Linked DNA regions of Homo sapiens: region 1 is linked to region 2. A link is a loop called in an ENCODE intact Hi-C map of the cell type or tissue named here. Cell type or tissue: PC-3. All regions are shown on one strand. Links, peaks and the distances in the headings refer to the core of each region. The heading gives the core; the rest is flanking DNA. Region 1 overlaps FARS2 (phenylalanyl-tRNA synthetase 2, mitochondrial). Region 2 overlaps FARS2 (phenylalanyl-tRNA synthetase 2, mitochondrial).

Region 1 (15,808 bases), core at 7,426-9,925, 130 kb before region 2:
TATTTCTTCGATCTCTTGAGAATACAGTCAGCAGTTTGTCAGCAGATGGATCAGCCAAAGTCAGAGGGGAAGAAAGGGCTTGTCTATCTTGGGGATTTCCCCACCTTTCGTTGTTAAAATGCTTCATAAGCTGCTGCAAAGGAGTGATTTTCTTCTTTTTCCGTTTTTTAAGTAACTTTTTCCCCCTGTACACAAATGAAATACTCATTGAAAATAATTTGGGAACTACGGGAAGGCATAAAGAAAGTAAAAATCACCTGTAGTCCTGTGAGCCATGGATAACCATTGTGAAAACTGGATCTGCTGTCCCGCTCTCCCTCATGGACATAACATGAATATTTATAAAATGTGAACTAGGTCACATATTCTTCTCTTTACCCTTTAAGCCCATTGTTATATTGTGAACTTTTTTTTTCAAAGGTGCACAGCTATTCTTTAAGATGTTTTAAATACCTGCAAAATAGTTCCTTGTCCAGATGAATAAACTATAATGTATTTGTTTCTCAATAGGTAACATTCAGGTTGCTTCCAAATTTTCAGTCTAATAAAGAAGAATGCAGACATCTTTGAACCTTTCTCAGATAAATCTCTTAGCACAGATTGTTAAGAAGCAGAATTACCAGATCAAGGGTATGGGCACTTCCAGGCTGATTCGTGTTGACAAAACACAAACTTGGAGATTTACACTCAACACGGCCTTCTATGAGGGCGATTATGTCACTACTTCCTCATCGGAAGCAGATATTATTGTTTTTATATTTTTAACTGTAGATGAAAAATGGAATCATTATTTTAAATTACATTTCTTTGATTACTGGTGAGGTAAAACTTTTACATTTTGTTTTCTGGCTGTAAGTGTAGATCAACTGTTTAGTGAACTGTTTTTATTGAGCTGCTGCTCATTTTTCTATTAGAACAAATTTTGTTTTCACTGGTTGTTGGAGCTACTGTAACAGTACTTTGTAGAAGCAAAAAAAAAAAAAAGACAACGTCTGTACTTTTTGCAGAACAAACAAGAGGTGCATGAAAACAAAATTAGAAGGAAATATACCAAAATGTTGACCAGGGGTTATGGATTAGGTGGTAGGACTGTGGGTACTTGCTGAATTTTCTAGAAGCAGCCTAATAAAAAGGTAACAATAAACCATCTTCCATATACGCCTCATGTGGTGCTGATGGCAGGACCGATGGGGCAGCTGTATGGGAAATACAGGGAGGACTGATTTTCCTTTTATTTCTAGTTGATCATAATTCTCATTTAGCGTTTTCCCTATGTTCACCTGTGTTGTTGATAGAGATGCCTACCAGAAATCCTTTTCTAGCTGGCCCTGTGGATAAACAATGGCAGGTGACAGCTGCCCAAGCTGGTGGTGTGGATGCTTATGCGTAACCCATGGCTACTCATGCCTAACCCGTGGCTACTCTGACCATCAGCTGCAGCCTTGTTTTCCTGGTTATGTGTCTCAGTGTTGGTTGGGCACCTTCACTGAAGTACAACTTTGCTCACATTCACACAACGTCCAAGCACACACAAGTGCTCTGAGCATAAGCATTGTTTCTAATGCCTTCATCAAGACCCTAACAGCATCAGAGCTACGCTACATTCTGTAGAAAATCAAATAATCATTAAAATAACTGTGATTATGTAGCAAGAAGGAAAGATTGCTGTGGACATATACCTGGCAATAGCTGTTTCCATATTGGGTTGGAGGATGAAATTCAACTTTAGAGGGAGAACAACTCTTTAGGAAAACACTTTGATGAATTTTCTTATGAAAAGTAATGCCCTCAGGAACCGGGAAGTAAAACGGAAAGTAAAAGGATCTCACTCTAGGGTGTTGTTATGAAGGAAATGTGTGCGTTGGGGGGTGGGGGTGGGGGAAGTGAGGGTTCCTCTGAGTCAGGACAAAAAAGATAGGAGTTTTGGGAGGACCAGGCACTCAGGAAAAACCAGGAAAGGATAGAAGCTTTTCTAAAGAGACGGCTGCTTCCAGGTATGAATCTATTCACAGGGCAAGGATGGAGAGTAAGAGATTATGGTGATGAATCACTGATAAACTGTCAAAACTGCAATGTGGAAATTCAATTTTAATAGTTTCCTCTCCATTATTTCTTTTGAAAGGCATTGTACTGTTTAGGAGACCCTGGGAAAAGAGGGAGGTAAGGCGATCAGTATTGTGGACATGTTAACAACCCAGGGAGTGTTGACAGAGGGGTGATGGAGGAGGGTCTTGAAGCCAGAATTTAGAGCTGGAGGAGGCAGGAGGACATAAATAACCCCAGGCAATCTGCAAAAGCACTCAACAGGGCAGGCCAGTGCAGTAGGGCTTAATGTTTTTATTTGGATTTTAGAGGGAAGGGTAGAAGGAGGCTGGTGACCCCAGGACACATTTTGGTCGCAATTATGTTCCAGAGGCTGGTATCACTCATTTTGAGGACCAAGTTTTAATGTCTTGTGCAGCTAAGGTCTCTCAGGATATAGAGGGTATCACCCCTAGAAAGCATAGCCTGAAGGAAGCATTAGAAACTGAGAGGTTTGCTTTGTCACCTCGGTTTTCTGGCCTTCAACAGGTCAATTGCAGCATGTCATCTCTTCACCAGCAAAAAAATTTGTGAGACTATTTCCTAAGGACAAGCCTCTGGCAGGATGTTCCTAGAGCTTAGCTTACTATTCCAGCCACAAATCAATGTGTTTCAGACATTCCTTCTGATCCAAGGGGCACCACTTCTGGATCAAGACAAGACTGCAGCCTAATTCACCAGGTCATAAAACAGACAGTGGGGAAAATCTCCAGGAAGCACACAGCAGGTATTTCCGCATTCGGTCAGCTGGTAGAACTTTCAGAGAAGTTCTTGGGAAATTTACAGAGCTCATTCCAAAACTTTGGAGAAAGAGGGGCTTAAAATAGAAAATGAATTATTTATCATATTCTCTCTGTAACTCACAGACTTTAAAGAGCACGTACCAGGGTGTTTCCCTCCTAGCTTCCATACCACTCAGCCAGGTAGGTCCCTCTTTGGCCCTTCTGAAGGATGTGGGAATGAGACATGTTTGAAGCTCCAGAGGCCAAGAAGAGTGCAAGCAGCCCTCGTATTACAAAGGATGGCTATGTGTGAAATGAGGTGAATCTCTTCCCTGAGAGATTATTTACTTATAAAGTAAGAGGCTATCTGCAGCAGTGGTTGAGGGCGCAGCACTGACAATGCAGACTATAAAAGTATGTCCTCTCTGATGTAAACTTAGTGCCTCTGAAAGAAGCCATGGCCTGAGGGGCTAATCCCAGCCAACAAGTACCCTCTTCCAGGAGGCCAAAGCGTCTCCTCAAGGCACCAGCTCAGATTTCCTATCTCCCTCCCATCCACCTTTCCTCCCAAGTCTACAAAGGATGGCAACCTTCAAGCGTTGATGGAAATGTCCCTTAAAACATGGACATCTGCTAAGTCTACAAAATAGTCTTGGCTGCTTATCAGACCTCCAGGAACTTGGGTGAGGTGTGGTAAGGGGAGGGGACGTGGGAGGCTAGAAACACAGGCACCTTTTAGAGGATGCTTCTTTGAGAAAGAGATTGTGACAAACTGTTTATGTGTTGGCTTCCCTCATGAGGTTTCTCACTGAGTTCCCCCTTTCTACGACTGCTTCCCAGGCTCTTCGTTTTGCTCAGCTCAAAGCCTCGGAGGCTTTGATGCCTTGATCTCTCTTGCTTTTCTCTTAGTTTTCTCTCTCAGTTTTCCACATCCATCCATTTCTTGCAATTTTCAAAGATGCCATTCGAATCCATACTTTCATTGTTGCCATCTGCATTAACAGACTGCCTGACAGACTGATTCATTCACTCATTCATTCCTCACCCATTTACTGCACTCCTCCTTGGTGCTGGGCATGAGACATAATTCCTACCCTCAGGAATTTCACAATCAAGTCAGCAAACAGACATGTGAACCCTTCAAGTAGCTGCGAGATAAAACTATATGTGTGAGAAATGAACACACACTCTGTTATATAAGCTCACAGGGAAGAACAATGACTCTTGCCTTTGACTCTTTGACTACAGCCCCTTGCTTGGCTTTGCATGGGCTGGGTAGCCACTCCTCTCTGTCCTACTCATTGAAGCCAGGATAATTTCCCAAAGCATCACTGCAAGGCCACTGTCACTAACAGGGACTTACCTGTGGCACTGGCTCCCACACAGGTGTCTTGGTTCTGATTGTTGGAAAGTATTTGGAGCAGAACACTTAAATGCTCTACTGCCAGAGAAGTCTAGCCAGAGGAATTTGATTACGCTGGTTCATTGCCAAGTTCTTTAACCAATATTACAGTGTGAAGGGGCGAGGCAGAGGCAGGAGCATTTGTACCTTGCCAGAGAGGAAAGCCGGAAGAAATAACTTGAATGGGAGCTAGGAGGAGATAGAAGAAAGCAGAACACAAACCTTACCTACTTTACGGTTCCTCTTCAGACCAGGCCTTTTTAATTATGGTTGCTTTGATTCTCAGTATTTATACCATGCCAATATAAAAAGAAAGCAAGACACATGGTTTGCTCAAGAATTTGTTATGATTCACAAATTTATATGAAAGTTAATCATCTTTGGTTATATAAAAATTAATCATCTTTGGTTTGTTTTAAATGAAAAAATAACATTTCATGAAATTAATTGAAAACAGTTTTAGATGTGTGGGCACTTTAAATACACATATGGCTCTGAATTGAGATTGATTTTTAAAAATAATTGTTTCCAATGATAATAACCATCTCCTGGTTGTTCCAGGAATGACTATACTCTGTGGTTTTCTCAAATGGAATTTTCTTTGTACTAGGTAAATATTGAGACAACATTTAAGTTGGCTCAAGTCTGTCTATATTGATTGCAGAAAGCAGCAAATATCACAGGACAATACCAGAATGAGAGAGGGAATCTCGCAGTCATAAGACGGGGCATACACTTGAGATTGACTACCAAGATTTTCTCTAACATAGAATAAAAGCACACACTAAGTCCTAGTAAGTTTGGGAGCATTCAATAGATAATTAAACAAAATGAAAGTCTCACATTCAGAAATATGACTTCAGATATAATTCTTTTAACTGCTGTGAGCACTTTCTATAAAAATCCTATTTGCAATCATTGAATATATGATTATAAGGCATGTGGCATACAGTCCACCTTCATGTGACATTGTAAATGTCCTTATTGCTAGCTCTGCTCTTTGCAATGGTTTTATTTGAATGTTATTGAGAATTAAAGCAGATCCCAGACTCGGACACCACAGGCATGTGCAATAAAATATATCGTTAGTCTCATAATTTTAAAATAGATTATATAAATCCAAATTTGCAAATATGTATCCAGTCTAATATGTGTACTGTTTGTATTTAACGAATACAAAATCCAATTGAAGGCCATGCCTAATCTGAGAATGTAGGAGGAAAGAGAAGAATCAAATAAATGAAATCATCTATAAAAGACAAGAGCAGAATCCCTTCATTCATCTCACGCTCGGTTCAAGTGTGTTTCCTTTAGGACTGGAGCTGACATCTTTGAGTGTCCTTAAGAAAAGCTTCTTGCGTACATAAATGGGCTGTGCTAAATTAAGCCTTTCTGTCACAAACTTGAGTCAGGTTGTTTTGACTGCCATTTTACTATTTTTTTTTATATGAGCCTAACCAAATTTAATAGTAGTTATCTTTATTTTAATTTATACTTTAAGTGCTTCCTTCATTCAGTAAAAAAAGTGAAATTTCCCTCAGGTGAGAAAAAAAAGAATGATTTTCACCTTGGGTTCAATGCAGCATATGCCATGATTATGACCGAGACGTTGTTCAATATGTAGGAAAGGTGATTAGGAAAACAAATTCTGTGCTATGCAAAAGACAGTGAAATTTAACTTCCTACCGGATATGTTAGCCAATGGAAAACAATGAAAACGATGTGTCTTCTGTAGGTTATTATGAATTGTCCAGGTTTATTTTATTCACCTCTGAAATTTTTACTGAATTTGGTAAAGATCAGCTCTCCCAGGCACTTCTGTGGAACTTCTCTTTACGTTTTCTAAGTTACTCTTTCAAAATGAAATATTCAGAAACTTGGAGACACAAATCTCAAAGACATACTGTATAATTACTTGGTGATGTTCTTACTATACTTGTTCTGTGATTTATCCTAGCTGAACAGGACTCTTTTTAACACTGTATTGGGTACATGTGGAATGGCAAGTAACATATTTCATGACTAAACAAAGAGTTACTGCAGACAATACTACACTGATACCAAAATACACATAGAGATGTGTATGGCTTTCTCACTTCAACAATTCTGATAAGTTTCCATTGAAAAGAAGTCTATTTTCTCTGTCTCCTAAAATTCTCTGTTACTCCTCCCCAGAGCTTCTTCCTTTGAACAGAGCCACAAAGACTGGGATACATGACAATCAAGTCCCTGTATGGACTGACAGCACACATGTGGTTACCAGCTACTACATAGCACCGTGTGTGTGTGTGTGTGTGTGTGTGTGTGTGTGTGTGTGTCTATCTGCAAATATAACGCATTTTTATTGACTCAAGAGGTAAATATATGCAACTTTATCAAACACCTTCTTCACCAAATATTTATTGACCACCTATGTTGTGACAAACTCTGTATTTTTATCTTTCCCCCAAAAAATGCAGATTAAAAAACATTTTTTATTAATTCCCCATAGTAATTGGGAAATATTGGTAGAAAGCACAGAGTATGACCAGTAGTAAAAAGGAAACTACAGTCTGGCCTCAGCCTGGCCACTGACCACTTCTTGTGACTCTGAGAACTTCCCTTTGCCTGTTCGGTCTCAATGGTTTCATTTGTATAATGAAGGAACTAGACCAGGCAATTTCTTTAAAAAATCCCTCCAAGTACAAAATGCCACAGTTCCAAATATGGAAGTATTTTATAATGTTGGTAACTGGCAAAAATAGTACTGCTCCCAGAAGAACGAAATGATATTGATCTCATTTAGGTTATAGGCATTCCTATGTGAGAAGAAGGCAAATATCACACCTCCATCCACCCCCTCAAGAATCTGAGAGCCTAGGCAAAGAGAAATCAGGCATTCACAGAAGTACTGTGAAAAAAAACAAATTTGAATGACCACAAACATTTTGCAAATGTAATACGATATAAAATACAAATAGCAAATCATTGCTCCTTGTCTACAGTTGCCGGGAAATAAGAATTCCCAACTTCCAAACTATTACCTCTGCATGGATCTGCCAAGGTTCCGATTCCCAGTGGCCTTTACAGTGTGGCCAGCTGGAACCTACATCTGACCAACAAGTCTTTCTCTTAATATCCCTGTCAAAAACATCCTCGACAGGAAGTTAACTTTTTAAGAATGTCAATAAATGAAGAAAGTTGGCAGTTTGGGCTGTTGCCAGTATTAGGCTTACAGGCAAAGAAAATAAATGGTGTGAATCTATCAAGATGTGGCAATTTCTCTGATATGTGACATCTGCTTTACTGTTTCTTTTTCTTTCCTTTTTTTTTTTTTTTTTTTTTAATGAGAATGCACTAACTGAAAAGAATCCTTTTTAAACTGACAAAATAGAGGACACATCCTCAGGGCAAATGGTTTCTAAGACAGTGTTTGAATAAAACATATACATAAACCTTTGGCTGGATCACCGAACACTGATACCTTCCACTTCAATATTTTGGCTAGTATTTGGTTGGGCTGAAAGAATTCTTCCACACACACAATAAATTGTTACAGATTCAGAAGTTTAAATAAGCAAATAAGTAAAATGATTAAAGGATTCCATAAACCTACCATCCAGAGAGGAACACATTTAACACCTTGTTTGTCTAGTCCCTAAGATGTACAGATACATTATATATATTTATATGTATATTCATATGTTAAGTCCATCTCATACTCCAGACATACCAAGGTGTGCCAAGAGCTGCAGAGATCATTATGCTGGCACCCCTGTGTGCAAATCTGTGAACTACGGCACCCTGTTTGGGAAGCTCTACTCTACACTTCCATACATTTGAGTTTCTCAGAAACAAGCATCATCGACATGGCAGCAAAGAAGCTTCATTTCTTGGAAAGTTCCCATGTTTCTTGTATCTGTCCCTCACTTCCACAGAGCTGGCATGAGTTCAACTAGCATACGTTTAGCTGGAGTCTGCATAAATGACGGGGAACATAGAATTTCCTCACCGCCCAAGTCCCATTAAAAAAATAAAAGCATTGTAATCGTATCCTTGCTAACCCGGATCTCTTCTTGCTTCCTCAGATACTTGCACCAGGATGGACAGGCCCAAATTTGTGGCCTTATTAACTGTGGTGCCCTAGGAAGGGAATGAAGGAATGTTTTCCCGAACGAGTCTTTCTGATGGCAGAAGTGGGGAAGCAGGTGCTGGAGGCAGGACCCATTCACTTCAGCTCCAGGAACACAGGTGCCATGCACAGCAAAACCAGCTGTGGCTTCTGCCCTCCAGGCGCAAACGTGGAAACTGACACATACATGATTATAATCAACGTGGGAAGTAGACAGTGCTTCTCTAATTGGTTTGTGCTTCCCCAAATTCCTTCAGGGTAGGGACCGCATATTCTATCATTTGCCTTTCCTCAATGGGAAGCACAGTTTGGGGCCCAGAAAAGGTGTTGGGGGGCTCTTGGTTGGTAGACTGACTTGATGCTAAACTGCAAAGGCAGAGGAGATAAATTCCCTTCACAGCCCCAAAGGTCTTTGGTTATGTTAATTACTCCTACCTTCCCCTAACAAATGGCTAGGGTGTCACAGAAAGAGGGCCCAGAGGGCTCTTTAATTGCAGTGGCCCATCTCATCCCATTACTCTCACCACTCAAAGGCGTTTCTAATCCAAAGGCAAAATACAGTGTCTCCAAACTCCAGGGAAAGAACAGAGAGGAACACATGTTGTCAGTGGCAACCAAACTTAGCTTCATCATGAATCACTGTGGCCTCATTCTGACAGGTCCAGTTGCAGCCTAGCCCTAGATCGCACCAAGCAGTGACTCAGCTACAATGAAACTTCAGATGCTATTTTTAAGGGGGGCTCGCAAGGGGAAGGAGGGAGGTGTAGAAATGCTTTATTATTTTTTCCTGAATTTTTATAGCCTCAACTAAATCTAAATCTTTACTTTGAGACCAGAATTCTGGAAAAGTTAACCTGCCCCTGAAGTTATGTAACCCATGGTTTACTTTTTATATCACAGCTTGCCCGTTAAAGTCACAAACCATTTCCATGGCCAAAATCTGTTTGAGTAAAATTGAAAAGGGGAGTTTTCAGAAGAGTCTGGACCCAACGGAAGCAACTGTGGTACAGTGGGAGGAACACTGGCTTGAGAGGCAGACGGTTCTGCAGCTTGTAAGCTGCGTCACGGTGGGACTGAACGGCCAGGACGTGGCCAGGGGATAGTGAGGCTGAGGTGGCTGTCCTGGATAGAGTCTTAGGGCGGGCCACCACAGGCACGGGTGGGTGTGCCTACCCTGCTAGCTCTGCACTTTGGGTCGGTGAGGAAACCCCACCAAAGCCGCTTTAGATTCCACAGACTTCAGTGCTGTCTTCTCTTTACTCTTGCCTTCCCACTGAAGGGGCTTTGCTGTTCCCACGGCTACCGACTGATTCCTGTGTTCATCTACTCATCCTTCTCTGGACTTTTTCCAACTGCTACCTTCTCTTGAGCAATTAGCACAGTGCACATATTTCCAGAATGGAGACATGGTATTTTTGTGGAAAAGTAGGACAATGTCTTCCGCAAATGCACGTTCCTCACGATGATCGGAATTGTGTTTCCTCTCCTGGCAAGGTCCCTGTCTTCTGGGGAACAGTCCCCCTACAGTGATTTTTGGCTTATGTTCTTAGACACAAGCGATGGCTCAGAAGCCTCACCTCCCCGCGTTGATGCGATTTCTCCTGCGGGTGTCCCTGTAACATCTTTGGTAGAGCAAGCCATCCAGCTCAGAAGAGCTCTCATGAGGCAAAATCTAATCTAAAAACTCTTCAGTGGCAACATCTTTAAAGGTTAAACCATCCTCTGTAAACATGTGCTTGGTTCTTGGAGTAAGTCCTTTCCTATTTTTTCCAGAGCTAAGTCTTCCAGGCTGGAAGGCTTAGGAAGAAATAACGCCCAGACTGGCCCGACAGTGTTGAGTGGAAATGGGGCACGAGAAGGGGGAGCCTCACCATCTGCTGATAAATCCATTCATACAACAGTGACCTTGAACACCATAGTTCTTTCTGTAACACCAGGAAGTTCCGGCAGAAACAGAGGAGAGAACTGAGCAGAGCCCCAGCTCAACGCTGAGACTTCCTCTTGCTACACCACATTAATCCTATGCCTGAAGAGCTCATTAGCCAATCACTTTCATGAACAAACCCATCCAGCTCTGGGGACAGGAAGAGCAGAGACAGAGTGGGAGTAACTCTTACGTCATGCTCTGAAAGCTCGGCCATGAAGCCTCATTTTTCTGAGGTACTCATGGACACTGCAACTTCCTCCTCCTCAGCTTCTGGCCAGCAACAGGCCCTAAATTAGTTAAATTTAACTATAATAAACATGCTGCAAATGAATTATATTTAACTCCAACAGCCACCTCAGGGTTTGTCTGGAGATGAAATAATTTTAGCTTATGCTACCATAAGTCCCCCAACTAAGGCAGAAAGTAATTACCTAAGGATTTACTGTAATGAGTTCACTGACACTCATTATTCATTATAGTGTGTGAACATTCCAGTCTTTTATACAGTCAGGCATAGACTGCACACTGCTGAATATATAGTCTTGAGTGAGCACAATAAGGACACTAAAAATAAAAAGCCACCTGATTTCAGTCTTAAGAATTCGTAATAATTATGAAGAGCCCCGGTTGAAACTTTACACCATCAGTAGAACTGAGCCTGCTAAGAAAATGAACAATGTGATAAGCTTTTGGAGCGATGACACTGCATGGCAGCACTTAAAAAGTGTGCTTATTTAAAAAAAAAATGTAACTGGGCTTCAGTGCTGTGCATACTAATGAGAACTCATGTTTTTCTATCCATTAAAGCAGGATCCTACTCAGAAGCATTTGGTTAGAGGAAGAGACTGTTTCTAAAAGTACGTACAAGTAATAACTTGCCCAAAATGCCATTCCTTATAAAATATTATGATATTCTACATTTCATTTGCTCTGAATCATCTTGCCATTAAAAAATTCTCATTTATCTAGTCACCCCTCGTGATCCATTGTGCATCAGTTGTGGGCCAAGTACTATAAGCATAAAGAACAACAGGACATGGTTTCTACTCTCTAGAAGCTAAAAGTTTAGTAGGGGACACAAAAGTTTAGTAAGTAAATGTTTAGTAAGTAAAAATGTTTAGTAAGTAAATGATTTCCTGAATTGTGATATCCACAATGATCAGGGGGTGTACTGCCTGTTGAATATGTATTATCTAGTCAGTATTGATGTAACTTATTTGGGTGGAGAAATCTAAACAGGACTTGATCAAGGACCAAAGCAACTCTAGCCAACTTTGGCCACTGAATGTCCTCTGTATACTTGCGCACTCTGGGCATAAGCGCCTATGCTTGGCTGCATATATCATTAACACACTGCTGTTAACTTCTATGTAAGTGTTTATATCTTGCCTCATTCTACGAGAATTTTAAGGAGGCCTACGAAAGAAAATATACAACAAAATAATGTTTGAATATGAACAGAAATCAAGAATCAACACAAGAAATGGGATGTTATTGACACTTTTCTCATGTCAGACTCCATTCTGCCTACTTCTTCCCCACCCCCGTTCATAGGTCATGAGCTGTGCAAGCAGCTAAAGGGATCTGAAGGTGTGGGGTTAGAGGCAGGCAGAAGGGGTGCTTAAGCCAACTCAGCCTCTTCTCCTTCACCAGCTCCTCCAATAAGCCCAACTCCGGACAAGGCTCTGGGTGCTCTTGCAGGTGAGAAGGTGGTGCCGGCAGCCACTCCGCTTCACTCTCCGAATCTCAGGACCTCTGTTTGCCATCAGGAGGCCAAATGACTAGCAGGGCAGGATTTGGGAGCTCTTGACTTGGGCCTATAATACCACAGAACAGCATCAGAGCCCTCTCCTAATACACTGCAATATGATGAGCGAAAATATTAGCAAGTACAGGACTACTGAGATCAGGGAAAAGAGCAACACAACAGCAAGCCCTGGGGGCTGACGTATACGGTGGCTCTCCCCAGCCACAGTGAAGGAAAAATGGTCACTTACAAAACCCTTAAGGTCAAATTTACCCTTATCTTGAGGCACACTAACCCTTGGTGCTTAATTTTTAAAACATTTCCCACAAAAGGTTTTATAGGCAGCGGGGGGGTGGGGGGAGGTGGGCTGAGTGATAGGAATGGACAACACTCAACAAGCTTACTATGGGACCTGCGGGAGCAACTTTCTCTGTTTCTCAGGATCTGTTGATGGAATCCGAGGGCACAATGTTCAAGTACTGACCACAGAAGGCAATGGCATAGGAGGCCAGGATAACACGTCTGCTCCGTGTCAAGGAATGGCTCCTATTTTCCCATTCCAGGACTACTTTCTTAGGAGAAAGGGAATTAACATCTGTTTGTTTTTTCAGGGACTGCACTAGGTACCTTATATTGATTATTAAAATATAACCTTGAAAGCACTGTGCACTATTATCATCATTACAAGTGGTTAAAGCCCTTGAGGCCTAGAGAAGTTAAGAAACTTGCTCAACGTGGGCTGGGTGTGGTGGCTCATGCCTGTAATCCCAGCACTTTGGGAGGCCAAGGCGGGTCCATCGCCTGAGGTCAGGAGTTCGAGACCAGCCTGGCCAACATGGTGAAACCCCGTCTCTATAAAAATACAAAAAAAATTAGCAGGGCGTGATGGTGGGTGCCTGTAATCTCAGCTCCTCGGGAAGCTGAGGCAGGAAAATCACTTGAACACAGAAGGCGAAGGTTGCAGTGAGTCGAGATCACGTCATTGCACTCCAGCCTGGGCAACAAGAGACAAACTCCATCTCAAAAAAAAAAAAAAAAAAAAAAAACCCAAACACACAAAAAAGAAACTTGCTCAAGGTAACATAGCAATGAAGAGGTAAAACCTGGATTCAAACTTGGATATTCCTTCTAAGCCATCCATTTTTGCCTCAGCTGTTTCTACATAAAGAATAACAAATGTTTCGCCTGAATTAAACAGTAAAAAACATCTAAACCTCAATTCATTTAATTGAATGAAGTTCAGGAATTCACTTTCCCTCTGGTTTCTCTGGCTATTTGACCAGGGGACCAGCCATTTCAGTATCACATGGACACACGCAGATAACCCTAACAGTGTGCTGGGTGTCCAATAGTCATTCCCGAGCTTGAATTGGTATAGTATCATTCACATGAGCTGCTGCTGTCCAACAGTACAAGAGTGACAATAAATTAAATATTTGCTCATGTGGCTGCTTATAAGATACATATAAAACAGAAAATAAACCTCACATTATAAGCAAGTCATCACCATTTATAAGTAAAATTCAACATAGCTGAAGCTACTAAACCCCACATCATCCCTTGAGGGAAGAAAGCCTCTCATCTGTTTTCAAATTTAAAAACCTCTCATCTGTTTTCAGACCTACCATTTATTGTCGGTGTACACAGACTTCTGAAGGAGCTGAGCAGAGGAATGGTAAAGAGAACCTCTCTGACGGTGGGTATTAAAGGAAAGTGGGCTACGAAGTAATAGAGCAGGAGATTGTGGAAAAGCTCAGCAGCTCAGGAAACCCACACATCACACACAAAATCCCACATCGATGTTAGAAAGTGTTTCTCTTGCTCTAAGAGTCGATCACCAGCAGCCAAAATATTGTTTGAGGAAATAGCACCTGTCTTTTTCAACCCACTAAAGTTAAGATGTATTTACCCACTGTAAATGCAGCCAGAAAGAAATGTAAACTAACTGTTGCTAATACCTTTGCATGGCTGGGTCTCCACTTCCCCCTCTGCAAAATAACAGATTTGGACAGATTGTTCTAAGGGCTTATCCAGCTCTGATGTTCTAGAATTCTATGGGTTTGGCTGGATGGCTCCATGTTTGGTACTGATAGTGATTTTCTTAAGGGGTTATCTTTAATGCCAAATGATATTTTACTTTTCCCCCAAATTTTCATTTTGTTTATATTCACTTTGTTATATTCAACAAAGAATATAATCTTTTTTTTTTTTTCTTGAGACGGTGTCTTGCTGTGTTGCCCAGGCTGGAGTGCAGTGGCGTGATCTCGGCTCATTGCAGCCTCCACCTCCTGGGTTCAAGCGATTCTCCTGCCTCAGCCTCCTGAGCAGCTGGGACTTTAGGCATGCACCACCACACCAGGCTAATTTTCGTATTTTTAGTAGCGATGGGGTTTCTCCATATTGGCCAGGCTGGTCTCGAACTCCTGACCTTGTGATCTGCCCACCTTGGCCCCCCAAAGGGCTGGGATTACAGGCGTGAGCCACTGTGCCCAGCCAAATTTAATCTTTATTTTTATTTTTTAATTTTTATTTTAAGTTCAGGGGTACATATGCAAGTTTGTCATATAGGGAAACTTGTGTCATGGGGGTTTGGTATTCAGATTATATTGTCACCCAGGTATTAAGCCTAGTACCCATTAGTTATTTTTCCTGATCTTCTCCCTCTTCCCACCCTCCACCCTCCGATAGGCCCCAGTATGTGTCCATGTGTTTGCAACATTTAGCTCCCACTTGTACGTGAGAACATTCAATATTCGGTTTTCTCTTCCTGTGTTAGTTTGCTAAGGATAATGTCCTCCAGCTCTGTCCATGTTTCTGCAAAGGACATGATCGCATTCTTTTGTATGGTTGCATAGTATTCCACGGTGCATATGTACCACATTTTCTTTATCTCGTCTACCATTGATGATCCTTTAGGTTGATTCCATGTCTTTGCTATTTTGAATAGCAACGAATACACATGTGCATGTGTCTTTATAATAGAACAATTTATATTCCTTTGGGTGTATATCCAGCAATGGGATTGCTGGGTCAAATGTTAGTTCTGTTTTTAGGTCTTTGAGGAACTGCCACACTGTTTTCCACAGTGGTGGACCTAATTTACATTTGGATATGATCTTAACCACATTTTAATTATTTTGTCTGTTTGTCTGTCTTTGCCTCCAGTGTCTAGCACTGTGTAGGCCTGGTATACAGCAAAACTATCATGTACTATTTATTAAAATAGCACTGCTCTCTCTCCTTGCAACTGGAAGGTTTCCTGGAACTTTAGGCACTGTGTAGTTCTTCTATAGTCAGGCTGGCTGCTCTCCTGACTTGAACTCCTGGCAGTGGAGGGGCAGGTTGGTGGCATTTCTTTCAACTCAACGCAAATTCAGGGACCTGCAGTGGCCATTAACCAGCAAGTGTTTACTGAGCATATTTCTGTGCCTGACACTACATAAAAAGCAAAACAAACAATATTGTTGACTCTTACTTATGTTTCTTTTAGTTAGGAAATAAATATTCTAAGTTAGTTGAGGGAGTTACTGGATTCTTCCTTACACAGCCCATCATTCCTGGCACTAAGAACTGCACACATGAGGTACCCAGTATTTTGGGTTTAGTTGAGTTCAATGAACCAATAAATACCATAGTCTTTTCAAGTGCGGTACGCTAGACCTGCTATGCTATGAATCTTCCCTTCCTCCCTCCAGATCCTGCCATGGAGCCAGAGGTACTTCCCTTCCCGGGGTCTCTTCAATGCCAGTGCCTGTGCGATTACAGCCACCTCCTCTCCAAACCCTCATGACATTCAGCCACCTCACCAACTCCTCCC
Region 2 (15,808 bases), core at 5,184-7,683:
ACCATAATGCTTATTCTTACCAACAGCCACTTCAGCATTGCAGAGAACACAAGCAGGCCCAGACGAGGGGTATAACTAGCACCACCTACTCCAAAGGTACAGTGTCCTGCTCAGATTGTGTCAGTGCCATAAATTAGAAGGGTTTACTTCACAAACTGAGGCAGTGTAAAAGGGAAGATAGAAACTGCAGAATGAAGGCAGGCAAAGGAGCAGTTCACACTGCAGGAAAGCTTATGAAATGAGCTCATGAAAGGATATAATTCCAACTGGACACTAACAGATGAGTAGGATCCTGTGGTAGGCTGAGATGGCCTCGGAGACTCCCACCCCGCATGCACATGCCTTGTGTAAACTCCTCCCGTTGAGTATGGGTGGGATCTAGGAACACAATGGGAATTTAAGCCTGTGACTGCTTTACTTTTTATCTAGGACTCCATCTTGGCCGATTGGAGAGAGATCCACCTCCTGGCTGTGAAGAGGCCACATGGCTCGGGCCCTTGAGAAGTCCTAAAGGAGCTCAGAGAGGCACCAGCAGCCAGGGAGAAAATGGGAACTTCACTTCTACAGTGGGACGGAACAAATTCTCCCAATAGCTGGAGTGAGCTGATGATAGCACCCCAGCTTCAGAGTACACAGCCCTGCCTCTGCCTTGATTTCAACCTGGTAAGATCCTGATCAGGGGACCCTATCAATCCATAGCCAGGCTCCTCATGCAAGGATATTATGATATAGTCAATTCGTGCTATGTTAGGCCACTAAGTGTAATTTGTTACCCAGAAAAAAAAAAAAAAGCAAACAAACAAACATAACTAATCCAGATTCAAAATGTAGAGAAAAGTGATAGGAAATTCCAGACTGAAGGAGTTTCTTCAGTAGCAATGGGACGGGATGCAGCACGGGAAGGCTGAGGAGTGGATTCTGGAGATACAGGCAGGACTCGTCTCAACGAGCCACAAGAAACATTTTGTTCTCATTTCTACCTTGCATTTAATGTTTTCCTAAAACATAAAAAACTTGGCCAGGAGCGGTGGCTCACGCCTGTAATCCCAGCACTTTGGCAGGACAAGGCTGGCAGATCACGAGGTCAGGAGTTCAAGACCAGCCTGGCCAACAGTGAAACCCCGTCTCTACCAAAAGTACAAAATTTAGCCAGGCATGGTGGCGTGTGCCTGTAATCCCAGCTACTCGGGAGGCTGAGGCAAGAAAACTGCTTGAACCTGGGAGGTGGAGGTTGCAGTAAGCTGAAATTGTGCCATGGCACTCCAGCTTGGTCCACAGAGTGAGAAAAAAAAAAAAAAACCACCACCAACAACAGAAAACCCTTATAATTGTTTCACAAATCCCCATTCGCTCTAGCTGAACCAGAACATTCATGGAGCTTCAGGATTAGGTGTGCAAAGTCCAGGAGGGAAAAGGCTTCATTATAAGTGAAACACCAGCACCTGCGGTTATCACTTGGCATCAAGGCAATCATCAAGACAAATGGGAACACAGGCTATAAGCTACAGACAGATGGAGAGGCACTGGTCATTAGCAAAGAACTTTTTAAACATTTCCAGCACATCACAGGCTGATAATTTGGTCACATATAAAATTATGCACATGACATTCCACTCAACAACAACATAATTGACATTTTTTTCAAGTGTACATGGGTCATCCACCACCACAGACCATATTCTGGAACACAAAATACATTTCAAATATTTAAAAGGATTGAAATTGTACAAAAAAAGTTCTATGTCCAAATGCAAATAAATCAGAAATCAACAGAAAAATATCTGAAAAATCTCCCAAATATTGGGAAATTAAACAACATACTTCTCTAAGTAACACATGAGCCAAAGAAGTCATCACAAGGGAAATCAGAAAATATATTTAAATGAATAAAAATTAAGATATGACACATTGAAACTAGAACTCGTAAATTATTGGGTGGGAATGATAAAACCACTTTGGTAGTTTCAAAAACAGTTTGGTAGTTTTTTACAATAAACCAATATTTCTCAACTGGGGGCCATCTTAACCACCAGGGGACATTTGGTAAGGTCTGAAGACATTTTTGGTGATCAAAACTGGGAGTGGGGAGCATCCTGACATCTAGTGGGTAGAGGCCAAAGATGTTGCTAAAGATCCCATAATGGACGGAATGGTTTCCCACCACAAAGAATTATCCAACCCAAAACATGAAACAGAGAAACCCTGAATTAAACAGACACTTAGCATATGACAGAGCAATTCCATTCCTAAGTATTTACCTAAGATATGGAAACATGTGCACTGGAAGTCCAATGCAGCTTAATTCAGAATAGCTCAACCCCAAAACACCCAAAATGTCCATCAACCAGTGAATGGAGAAATTGTGGTATATCCATATAGTAGAATTGTCAAAGGCATCTGAACCAGAGTGACTCCATCTTGAGTAGGAGCTGGGTAAAATAAGGATGAGACCTGCTGGGCTGCATTCCCAGGAGGTGAGGCATTCTGAGTCACAGGATGAGATAGGAGGTCAGCAGGGGTGGTATCACAAGATACAGGTCACAAAAACCCTGCTGAGAAAACAGGATATGGTAAAGAAGCAGGCCAAAACCCACCAAATCCAAGATGGCGACAAAAGTGGCCTGTGGTCCTCCTCATTGCTGGTTATATGCTAATTTTAATGCATCAGCATGCTAAAAGACATTCCCACCAGCACAATGACAGTTTACAAATGCCATGGTAATGTCTGGAAACTACCCTATATACTCTAAAAGGGGGAGGAACCCTCACTTCTGGGAATTGCCTGCCCCTTTCCTGGAAAACTCATGAATAATCCACCTCTTGTTTAGCATATAATCAAGAGATAACCCTAAGTATTATGCAGTGGAACAGCCCATGCCACTGCTCTGTCTATGGAGTAGCCATTCTTTTGTTTCTTTACTTTCTTAATAAACTTGCTTTCACTTTACACTGCGGACTTGCCCGGAATTCTTTTTCACACGAGATCCAAGAACACTCTCTTGGGGTGTGGATCAGGACCCTTTTCTGATAGCAGAATATGACCTAGTAATAAAAATAACTTATTCCTATACAGAACAAAATACATGAATCTCAAAAGAATTATGTTTAACAAAAAGAGATTAGTCACTAAAGATTATCTACAATATGAATTCAATTCTCATGACATTCTAGACAAGGCGAAACTATAGAGACAGATAACAGATTGGTAGGACATAAGAGAACTTTTCCAGGAGATGGAAATTTTCTCTATCTTGATTGTGGGGTGTTTACATGACTGTATATATCCTTCAAAACTCATGTAGCTATGTTTTAAAAGTATGAATTCTGTTGTGTGTAATACTACTTCAACAAACTGGCATTTCAAACATACTACACTTGAATGACACGGCAGTACCAAGTCAAATTGCTGTAAGTTTCTCAACGGTTACTCTCAGCCTCTGTGGTTATCTCCTTGTGAACTGGAAACTGATAGTTTGTGGATCAGCACCATTCTGAGCACCACACTTTGAGGTGTAATGATTTAAATGATATAGAACATGCCAATATAGCTTACATATATATTTAAACCCACAAAGTTAAGACGTTCCATAGCAAACTCTTACATATTCTAAGTGCTGATCCATAGACCCCCTAGGAATCTGCAGACTGCAAGCTGAGAATTATGACTGGGAAAGAAAATATAACCCCTAACAACAGCACCAAAGGCCCCTCACACCTGGTGCTGGGCCCACCACCTCAGATTATCCACAGTTCTCTAAACATCATATGTCCTTGTCATAATATAGCGGATCTTCCTAACACTTGCCCCTCTCCTAAAGTAACCTGTCATGGTCCTCTAAAACTTCATTGAAGTATTCTGACTGTGAGATTCTTCCTCTGACCCTGAAGCATTAAGTTTACCTTCATTTCCCCGTGACAAACACGCTGTACATATTTCTATTAGCAACTATCACATTTACAAGTTTCTCTCCCCATCTAAACCTGAGAGTTCTGAGAAAACAGTCCCTACACAATGTCATACACAGTATTGACTACTCCATAAACGAGTTTTAGACATATATCTGTGCTAATGAGAAGAACATGTGCTTCCCACACAGTGGATTCTTTGAGTCACTCTCACAGCACAAAGCTGAAGACACGACAGTGCGAATGAATGATGTCTCAGAGAAAAGCAAAAAAGGGCTGGTGTTCTGAAAAGCAAAGTTTACACGATGTTCACAATTAAGGGTTGGGAGGCTAAAGGCGTACGGAAGAAGAAAAAAAGCACTAAATGCTTCATTCATTGCTTGCTAGACACTGAATACCAGTTTCACAGATGAGAAATGGAAATGATCACAAAATGCTCAGAAGTAACAGCATTGAAGGGAATAAATACCATCTAAAAGGTAAATCTACATTCTATTATGTTTGTCAAAATAGAAATATCAGAAACAATAAGAAATAAAGGTATGAGTCCAAAATCGAATTATCATAAAGTTATGGAAAAACAGAGAAATTTCCCATTTGCTATCTTCCTCCCAGCTGAGCCAGGGAGCTGCCAAGCACAGCAGTCCTGAAGAGGCCGGACCCACGCATGCACTGCCAAGCGGGACAGGTGAAAAACATGGCTCAGGTAAAGGGCGAACGAACTTCACATAAGAGGGAGCCCCATGGTTGCCATGATGATGGCAGTCTAGGCTCCACTGTAATATGTCTCAGAGTAAAGGAGGACTTGCTTTTCCAGACTGATGTGGCACGTCTTCTGAATGGAGCAGGGTGAGACGGAGCAGAGGGAGCACCGCCAGCTGGAAATCACATCTGCAGAACACGGCGAGGGGAGGCTGGGCTGTCCTGTGTGACGAGGTAAGCTGCACACTGGGAGTAATGCTGATGATGAGAATTCAGTTTTTCGCATTTGAAATGGCCACAAGAGATAGTTGCTCCTGCCATTCCATTACTGCCATACAGAATGGCTTAACATCAATGAGTCTTAAAATTAAAGTCATTAATCACATTGGCTAATATCCAAGAATTCACTGAAAAGATAAAAACAGTTACCTTCACAAATACAACTTCCAATTGCTTTTCTCAGAAGGCTCACTGCAAAGCTACACTGCTAAAAGTCAGATGTTCTAGAGCTGGTTTATTAGAAATGTAGAAATGGTTGGCCGAGTGCGGTAGCTCACACCTGTAATCCTAGCACTTTGGGAGGCCAAGGCGGGCAGATCACGAGGTCAGGAGATTGAAACCATCCTGGCTAACATGGTGAAACCCCGTCTCTACTAAAAAAATATATACATATATATATATATACACAAAAAAAATTAGGTGGGCATGGTGGCGGGCACCTGTAGTCCCAGCTACTTGGGAGGCTGAGGTAGGAGAATGGCGTGAACCAGGGAGGCAGAGCTTGCAGTGAGCCGAGATCGTGCCACTGCACTCCAGTCTGGGCCACAGAGCGAGACTCCTGTCTCAAAAAAAAAAAAGAAATGTTCACTGGCCTAAGTGGATGATTGGCAGGACCACACTGAAAGGTTGATGGGGGAAAGGAAGGCTGATGGTTGTGCTGGGGATATGCGTGACTCCAGGGCCTCAGTCCCATGTGGCTGTCAGTAGGGACACCCTCTTCTAAAGAGAGGAGACTGGCTCTACCTGAGAGGACCCAGTGCTGAGGTGACTGAGGGGGTCATTCCCGCGGGCACATAAAATCCCACCACCTGTGTGTCAAAGCTTATGGACCAGACCCTCATGGGGAACAGAGAGCAACTGGACTTCAGCTGCCTACCACTGCCTACAACCTTTCATTCGCATAATCATCCTAATAAAAAGTTTGCCTGTGACAATCAATTTTCATGGAGGGTTGCAAGAAAGGATACGGTGTCCATTTGCTGAGTTGCATCAAATTTTACCTTTAAAACATTTTGTTTTGGTTCCCTTTCGATTTATTTCTTCTGAATCGCACCCCTGCATTGTGTCATTGGCCTATTCCATCAGTAAGACAATACTGGCGACTCCTGTGAAGGACGTGACCACTCTATCATATAGTTTTCTGTAGGAGGCTTCAGGAAATAAATTGATCTTAGATTTAAGAAAATGACTTCGGATCTTGGGAACAGAAAAGGCTTCCTTTTCTTGACAACTGGATTTTTTTAATTTTAAGGATGCCATGTGCTACATAATCGGTCAAAATTCACTTTTTACTTTGGCCCCATCGGAGCTTAGAGGCAACCTTGGAGGCCACCTCTACAACTGCACAACTGTTCAGGGTACATTTCTCTTTGTGACTTTTGCTCCAGTTTTATTTTCTTATCCGCATTTCCTCTTTGCCCTGATTATCTCAACTATTTATTTTATCCTCGGGTATGTACTTTAATAAGGCACTTCAAATTCTTTATGGAAGAAAGTGAGTCATAAATACATAGACACTTAAAGGTACTGTCAACCAAGGTAGGTATAATTTTCAGGTCTTTGGCACTCCTCAGCTGTAATTTGTTGCCAAGTACCCAGGTCTGACAGGGTTTTAAGGCAGTATTTTTTTTTTTTTTTTTTGCCTCATTCCAAAACTAGTGAGTTCCAGTAAACTAGAGTCACCAGAGTACAGAACTCACTGTGGAGGAATGTTCCCAATTAGACAGAATATGCAGGATTGGAAGCAGTTAGGCATTTTGACTAATGAAAGTCTGTACAGTATTGAGCATCCCATGCAAGAACATTTTTTGTATTTATAATTGTTGAAAATCTTCCTAAGAGGGCGAGCCTATGCACAGAAGCAAAAGATGTAAGAGAAGAATCCAGAGAAGGGAAACTTTAAAAAAAAAGGAGAGGAGAAAGTGGAGGAGGAGGAGAATGGCAATAGAAAAGAGGACAGTGAGAAGTTATCAGTGTGAAAGGACAGTAACAAAATTTATCTTAGAACTTGAAAGATTCTAATCCCACAGGGCGACCCTTCTAAGCAGCAGCTGGCTCTACAAGCTCTGCCTCTACAGCGTCAGAGAGGGAAGCATTTGCAAAGGAAAGCCCAAAGCACAGTGCTTCTGCATGTGGCCTCTTGTCTGCATCTCCAACTCGAGAGGAAGCCCGGGACATCTCCAACTCGAGAGGAAGCCCGGGACATCTCCAACTCGAGAGGAAGCCCGGGACATCTCCAACTCGAGAGGAGGCCCGGGACATCTCCAACTCGAGAGGAGGCCCGGGACATCTCCAACTCGAGAGGAGGCCCGGGACATCTCCAGCTCGAGAGGAGGCCCGGGACATCTCCAACTCGAGAGGAGGCCTGGGACATCTCCAACAGGAGCGCAGCTCTGTGTAGGGTCTGGGGTGGAGAGGGAGCAAAGAGCACTGTGGCAAGACTAAAAATAAATGTTATTGCTCAATGCCATCCCTTCAAAGGCACAGGATGTCTGTGCTGTCTGTGGAAGGCACTGGGGAAGGGGTAGGGATACTTCTCAAACCTCTATCCCCAGAGTCCTTAGTCCTGTACAGCATCATGCAGGAAAAGTACACTTCAAAACTGGAGAAAGAGCTGAGAATGGCCAGGTGTGGAATATGAAACTGGGGTCTATATGCAAGCAGCAGTGTACTTGGGTTGTATCAAGGCAAGTGCAGCCTGTATGCCTTCAGCTCAGGGTGTGTGATGATCCTGAGCCACAGAAAAAAAGGGTACCTTTATACCATTATACTTTCATCAGTCAACGCTAGAAGGTGAGTAATTGTGGGGGGAAATTAAGTTTCAAACAGTGTCTGAAATGTACATGATTATCTCTCAACTTCCAACAAAATTAGCTTTTCAGACTAATCCTTTCTGAAGATTTAGAACAAGTTGTAAGGCAAGTGGTGTTTAAGTGAAGCCAGATGTAACTTCTTGTGCCTATTCAAAGAAGCTTCTACAGTGAGAAGATCTTTCTCATTCTCTCCTGAGAAACCTGGAAAGACAAGTACTCTTTTATCTATAATTCTAATCAGTGACCTATTTAACCTTTTGGAGACAGAGTAAAATCCTTACTTGAGAACATAATTTACACCAGGCTACATGGACACCAGGCTACATTGGTCAGGTCCAAACACATCAATCTTTCAGAGATGAAATATAATATTTATTTTGATTTTCATTGTACTTGTGGCTATGAATGAGAATGTAAAGGGATTAGAGTATCAACATATTAATATTCTGCATTCTTGACCTCCTTATAGGGTTCTGCTTTTTTATCTTCACCATACTAATAAGTGGCAGAGCTTATTTTTGACTTACTTATAAAAAAGGAAGGACATTCCCAGCAGACACTCCTATTTTTTCAGAACTTATAACATGAGAATGAAGAAAGATGAATTAAAACCAAAGAGATAAATTAAAATTAAAGAGATAAATTAGGCCAGGCACGGTGGCTCACGCCTGTATTCCCAGCACTTTGGGAGGCCGAGGTGGGCAGATCATGAGGTCAGGAGATCGACAGTGAAACTCCATCTCTACTAAAAATACAAAAAATTAGCCAGGCATGGCGGGAGCCTGTAGTCCCAGCTACTTGGGAGGCTGAGGCAGGAGAATGGTGTGAACCCGGAAGGTGGAGCTTGCAGTGAGCCAAGATCGCGCCACTGTGCTCCAGCCTGGGCGACAGAGTGAGACTCCGTCTCAAAAAAAAAAAAAAAAAAAGATAAATTAAAACTAGAGGTTTAAAGTAAAGATAGTTTCACAGGGGCTCACTACAAGAAAGCCACATACCAATATCTCTTATGAACATAGATGTAAACTCCTCAAGAAATTACCAGCAAACCAAATTTAGTAGCACATTAAAAGGATCATATACCATGATCAAATGGATTTACCCCAGGAGTGCAAGCAAGAATGGCTCAAAATATAAAAATCAATCAATGTAATATACTGTAACAATAGGATAAAAGAAATAAAACCCACATAACCATATCAATTGATACAGTGAATGCATCTGACAAAGTCCAACACCCTTTCATGATAAAAATATTCAATAAACCAGGAATACAAGGGAATGCCCTCAACAAAATAAAGACAATGTGTGAAAAACCCACAACCAACATCATACTCAATGGTGAAAGTTGAAAACTTTTCACTCATTCCACTTAGATAAATTTCACTTAGATCGGGAACAAGACAAAGATGCTCACAGTCACCGCTACTAGTCAGTATAGCACTAAAAGTTGTAACCAGAGAAATTAGGCAAGAAAAAGAAATAAAAGACATCCCAACTGAAAAAGAAGAAGTAAAATTATCTCTATTTGCAGATGACATAATTTTATATGTAGAAAGCCCTGAAGAATCCACACACAAAAAGCTGTCTAAACTAATAGACAAATTCAGTAAAGTTGCATGATACAAAATCGACACATAAAAATGTTGCACATATTTACATTTCTATACACTAACAATGAACAATCTGAAAAGGAAATTAAGAAAACAATTGCATTTACAAAAGCATCAAAAATAAAGTACTTCGAAATAAATGGAACAATAGGCAAAATATTTGTACCTTGAAAACTATAAAATGTTACTGACAGAATTTTAGGAGATAGACAAATGGCCAATAAGCTCATGAAAAGATACTCAACATTATCAGTCATCAGGGAAATATAAATACAAACCACAATGAGATACCACTTCACATCTACTAGGGTGGTTATAATAATGAAAATAATCATAAAAAGTGTTGAGAAGGATGTGGAGAAACTGAAACCCTGTGCATTGCTGTTGAGAATGTAAAGTAGCGCGGCTGCTGTGGAAAGCAGTTTGGCAGTTTCTCAGAAAGTTAAACACGAATTTGACCATATCACCCAGCAATTCTCTCTCTCAGTCTCTGTGTGTGTGTGTGTGCGCGTGCAAGTGTGTATGCGTGCGTGTGTGTGCGTGCATGTGTGTGTATACATATGTGTGTCTCTATATATGTATATATGCCTCTGTGTGTGTATCTCTAAAAGAACTGAGTAAAGGAGCTCAGACACTTGCACACCGATGTTCATAACAGCATTATTCACAATAGTCCCAAGGTGGAAACAACTCAAGTGTCTGTCAACAGATGAATGGATAAACAAAATATGTTACTTACACACAATGGAATATTATTCAGCCCTAAAAAGGAATGAAGTTCTGATACATGCTACAGCATGGATGAACCTCAAAAACAACAGGCTAAGTGAAAGAAGCCAGGCAAAAAAAAATCTAAGCTTTCCCTTACGTGAAATATCTTGAACAGTAAGCAGATTAGAGGTTACTAGGCACTGGAGGGAGCATGGAATGGGGAGTTAATGCTTAATGGGTACAGAGTTTCTCGTGGAAGCGATGAAAATATTTTGGAGATAGATAGTGGTGATGGTTGCACAACACTGTAAATGTTATTAATGCCACTGAATTGTACACTTAAAATGGCTTAACTGGCTAATTTTATATTATGTAACATTTTATCACAAAAAAATAAAATCTCAGAGGATGTAGATATTTAAAATTTTGAAGAAAGTTTTCATGTGTTCGTCACTTTCTGAAAGGAAAACAACATACATATATTTTTTCTCATCACCACATCTGTCTCTGAAAACACTGAGATACACTAATTGAGCCATTATACCACCAATCATTTCAATGGACTTCAGCTTTTTCTCTCATAAAATGAAGAACAGCAATGATAGGGTGTCTCAAGTCCCTCCCAGCTCTGAACAGTGTATGATTTGGCTCAGTTTAGAAATAGTTAACTAAGGTTCTATTCTAAATCTTCCTTAAGGAAATACAAACTACTGCAGAATAATTTTGCTTAACATTTCACAGCGTAACAAAAGGTATCTGCCAACTGCTCTCTCTCCTCTTGCCACCGGGTCCCCTTAAAGCCTTGAGACATACAGGTACATTCAATGTCACACCCCTTTTGGGGCAGTCATGTCCGGGGTAACGGTCTTCCATCTGTTTCAGGTCCCTGTTTCAACATCCCCTTCTCAGTGAGGTCTCCCAGCCATCCACTTGAAAATTGTAAACCTCTCCATCAACCTACTCTCCCAAACCCCCTCAACTCTGCCCTCTTTTCCTCAGAAAATATCTTCTAATACGCTACAGCCTTTTCATTTACTTATTGTTGACCTTCAGACTCCCCTGCTAGCCTGCAGTGCATGAGGGCAGCATCTTCACTGGTTTTCGTCACTGATCCATCTCGAGTGGCTGGAACACTGGCACATAGCAAGTGCTCAGTAAATATTTGCAAAGAAACAACAGAATAGTATGGTAGGAAAGGTTTCAAGATTTTCCCACTTTTTAGTTTACTTACTTAATTTAAATGGATAGTATTCCGAAGAATTTCATACTTTAAGTTTTCAATACAAGTGATGACTTTCTTTAATTTTGTATCTGTGAGAGATTTTATCTATCATATTATAAAGTGATATTTAACAGTAGTGATATTGGGGGTGCCATTTCTGAAAAGATATCTCAGAAAGGAGAGAATTGGAACACACAAAGTAACAGAAACAAGTGAATATTCTATTCATTGACCCCTACCTTGGTCACCATTCGCTGAGTTCTACTGTATACAGGGCACCAGCAGGCACAGCGTCGCAAGTCCCCTGAGGCCCAGGATCTTATCACCACTTCTGCTTCAACATTCTGTCTTTCTATTTTATTTTCCTCCCCAATGACTGAGCTCTGGAAATGCAAACAGCCCCTGCATCCTCAGGTTTCTCCTCATAGGTTGTTTTGTTACAAGAGACAAGTGAAATGCTTGAACTACTACATATTGAAAAAAAAAAGTTTTGTATTATTGTAAGTATATTTTTCCTTCCTTGTCAAAAGGGTTGACTTCTAGGAATTCTTCAATTTAATGAACTCGCATGTTTCCAAAACAACTGCTACAAGGAACACTAAAACAACCTAGCAATTAACATTCTTCTTCTTCTTCTTCTTCTTCTTCTTATTATTATTATTATTATTACTACTACTACTTTTGAAACAGAGTCTCACACTGTTGCCCAGGATGGAGTGCAATGGCACAATCTTGGCTCACTGCAACCTCTGCCTCCCAGGTTGAAGCAATTCTCCTGCCTCAGCCTCCCGAGTAGCTGGGATTACAGGTGCCCATCACCACACCCTGCTAATTTTTTGTATTTTTGGTAGAGACAGGGTTTCACTATGTTGGCCAGGCTGGTCTGGAACGCCTGACGCTGTGATCCACCCGCCTCGGCCTCCCAAAGTGCTGGGATTACAGGCGTGAGCCACTGCGCCCAGCCAACATTCATATATTACAGAACTTCACCAATGACAAAGAACTTCACCTATATTATCTTGAGTTTTATCCTCACAATGTTCCTATGGGAAATGTCAAACTGGTATCATCTATGTTGAAAAGATAAACAGTGTTCGAGCAAGATCACATAAACATTGGGACTTGAATTTATGTTTTGACTTTAAGTTTACACCCAGTAGATGTTCCCCTAGATTCATGCTGAAACATTAACTGAGGACGGCTATGTTCAAGGTATTTCAAAACATCAGGAAGTGCTACTGACATCTGTGTGCTTTCTATGTTGTCATTGCTGATTTCCTGGTTGACTATAATTATTCCACGAAAGCCAGTAAAATGGTTTGTGTAGGTAGGTGCTCACATAACAGTAGATTTCTCTTCTGAATGTTGGGTTTTATCGTTCCAAAATGACTTTCACGCTAGATTTGACTGTAATATACACACAAACCTACTGAGTGAACTGATGGGTCTAGTAGTTAGCAGTGGTATTGAATGAAGGCATCCACGTCCCTTGATTGTTAGTTACAATGATGGACATGCAGGAATAAAAGCACTGCAGTATCCTGTTGAGACACTGCACATCCAGAAGCAGGCCTAGAAAGGTCAGCACAGCTAGGTAAATTCCGATTTCTTCTCTTCCAACCATGCATGTAGTCCTTCATCCCCTGCTTTCCAGTCACGATACTTGAACTGCTTCCTCGGAGACTCGCCACCGGATGATTGACTTTCCAAGCTCTGCCCAAAGATCAATCTCCTGCCTGAAACATTTCTCCAGCTGTATATATCCTTGGCCCCAAACACTCTGTCAAAAAGTGCTTCACCTAATCCAAAGGCAGACCTCTCTTTTAAAAGAAAGCTTTTCATGGTACAGAGCAGACTGTGGATGAGAGTCTCTGGGTCTTACAAGCAGTGTTCTTTAATACGGTCTGAGCTGGATGGCATTCTAATCAACTTACTGCAAAAAACTTTCACAACCATCTCAAAAAAACTCACTTTGGACCATCCCCTTTCCTTCCTGAGTCCTAGATTTTGGTTCTCTGGAGTTTAATAAAGAAAACTGCAGTGTCTGAAGCACGTGCTAATGAGCAGTGCATGAAGCAATTCCCAACGGTCCTGCGCAGTGAGAATCCTCCTTACATGGAATGTGTAGAAAGTGTTGGTCCCTCTTTCTCTGCAGTTTGGACAGTGATGCACCACCCCCTGCAGGGGCTTGACTCCCACTCCCCACCATTTTCCAGTGACTGGCTGAGGGGAGAGCATGGCCAATGAGATGTGAGTGATATAAAATATAAGATATACGTGAAAATCTGCTAGGATGCTCATAGGCAAGAGTTTCTTTTCAGAAAAAAAGGCCCTTCTGAACTACTTCCTTCTTTCTTCCCACATCAGATGCTATCACTCAAGAATATAATGCCTGGAGCTGCAGTAGCTAACATGTGACCAGGAGCAAAAAGCTGGAGATCAGCAGCCCTGTATTTATATTGACATTTATTAATATTTATAATCTATGTATAAATTATATATTTAATTATATATTTATACATTATATAGTTATACATAGATTGTAACTATATATCCATTGATATATAAGTATAAATATATATCTATTGATATATTTATAAATATATCTCCATTTATATATTGATATATTTGTCAATATATAGTTCTATATTATACAATATATGAAATATTTATATATAAATATATAGTTATATATTTGATATTAATACAAATATATAGCTATATAGATATTGTTATTGTTATATATATTTTATATTTATAAATATAAATATATAAATATATTTTTAAATATTACAATAATTTAAGTCATCTGAGAGTAGGTTACATACATCATGCTCCTTTACCACTGAATACTTCTGTGTATACTTCCCAAGAACAAAGATATTCTCTTATATATCCATAGTACAGTTATCAAATTCAGGATATTTCACATGGATGCAATAACCCCACCTTATCTGCAATCCATATTCAAATTTTGACATTTTTGCCAATCATGTCCTTGTAGCATTTTTTCCCTCCCATTAAGGATCCAGTTGAGGATCACATATTGTACTTACATATCATGTCTCTTTAGTCTTTATTAATCTAGGACCATTCCCTAGCTTTCCTTTATCTTATAAGACATTGACATTTTGGAGAATCCTGGCCGCTTGTTTTATAGAAATGTTCCTCAATGTGAGGTTACCTGATATTTCTTCATGATTGGATTCAGGTTCTGGACCCCAGCTGTAACACTACAAAAGTGCTATGATGTCCTTCTCCAGGTGACACATCTGGAGACCCCGATGCTTACTTATTCACTTCAGAGCTCCTCTAGATCATTTATTTTTTGCTGTAAAACCAACCACCCCAAAACTTAGTGGTTTAAAACAACAACTATTCACTTAGCTCAAAGTTGGCTGGCCCTTTGGACTTAGGTGGAAAGTTCTTCAGCTCTCAGCTGGGTTTACTCATGCATATGTGGCCTGCCGGAACTCACATGTCTGGTGTTGGCTGCCTGCTGGCTGGGGCAGTTTGGTTCTCTTACATCATCCAACCAGCTAGCTTGGGCTTATTTATGTGGTGGTTGCAGGGTTCTAATTGCATCAAGAGAGCAAGCCCCAGGGTGCAATCACCTTTCATGCATCTGTTTTCATCATGTTTGCTACTCCCCTGATGGGCCAAAGCAAGTAACAGAGCCAAGTCAGATTCAAGAGGCAGAGAAAGACTGTCTACTCAGCCATTAAAAAGGCTGTGAGAAGCCATTAGAGTGGCTTATCTTGCAAAGTCTGTTCAGCTGCTTTACTCTAATATTCATTTACTCATTCAAATGATAATTACTGTGACTTAGGCTGGGCACAGCGGCTGACACCTGTAATCCCAGCACTTTGAGAGGCTGAGGCAGGTGGATCACGAGGTCAAGAGATTGAGACCATCCTGGCCAACATGGTAAAACCCCGTCTCTACTAAAAATACAAAAATTAGCTGGGTGTGGTGGCAGGCGCCTGTAGCCCCAGCTACTCGGGAGGCTGAGGTAGGAGAATCGATTGAACCCAGGAGGCGGAGGTTGCAGTGCGCCGAGATTGTGCCACTGCACTGCAGCCAGGCGACAGAGTGAGACTCTGTCTCAAAAAAGAAAAAAAAGTTACTGTGACTTGTTTTTGTACAAAAAATGTGATAGATGCTTTCTGGCAAACAATACCATATAAAGGAAGGAGAAAGAAACATTGACTTGCTCATCACGAGTCAGAAAATATGACCTCATTAATTACCACATCAACTCTGTTAGGTCACTATCACTAGCTCCATTTTATAGATAAGAAAACTAAAGTTTAGAGAGTTTAATTTGTCCTAGATTATACAGCTATCTAGAAATAATTTTGGCTGCAAGCAATAGAAAACTCTATTAAAAGTGATCTAAATAAGAGACATTTAATTTCCATAAAAAGGATTCTGAAGATAGGCATTTCCAGATTTGGTACAGGAGCAAGAGGATGCCACTGAAGACCCTTGCTCTTTTTATCTTTCTGCTCCAACATCCTTAGCAGGTCAGCTTCCATTATTATTATGGTAATTTCATAACTACA

The links. Hi-C counts contacts between places; a loop is a spot of excess contacts. Peaks named below come from ENCODE experiments on the same cell type or tissue, not always from the same donor. Only the 100,000 strongest peaks of a DNase experiment are listed, where the experiment ranks them.
Region 1: it touches region 2 in a loop (2.5-fold over the local background); 2 of 110 quality-filtered maps call a loop at or near these places.

The regions. Positions count from the first base shown.
Region 1 is chr6:5,665,916-5,681,723 of GRCh38, reverse strand. The region is part of intron 6 of FARS2 (phenylalanyl-tRNA synthetase 2, mitochondrial); the gene reads right to left. It overlaps LOC101927950 (a long non-coding RNA gene), which reads left to right. Exons shown (of 4, transcript NR_110842.1): 3 at 13,611-13,687. Among named protein-coding and RNA genes, the nearest start is that of FARS2-AS1, 220 kb to the right of the region's middle. RefSeq lists enhancers at 7,986-8,982, 15,308-15,808. In PC-3, for the core only: no CTCF peak of the experiment used is centred there; a DNase peak (open chromatin) is centred at 8,963; H3K27ac peaks cover 1,257 bases.
Region 2 is chr6:5,528,869-5,544,676 of GRCh38, reverse strand. All of the region lies in intron 4 of FARS2 (phenylalanyl-tRNA synthetase 2, mitochondrial), which reads right to left. Among named protein-coding and RNA genes, the nearest start is that of FARS2-AS1, 79 kb to the right of the region's middle. RefSeq lists enhancers at 2,016-3,215, 14,687-15,296. In PC-3, for the core only: no CTCF peak of the experiment used is centred there; a DNase peak (open chromatin) is centred at 6,426; H3K27ac peaks cover 1,141 bases.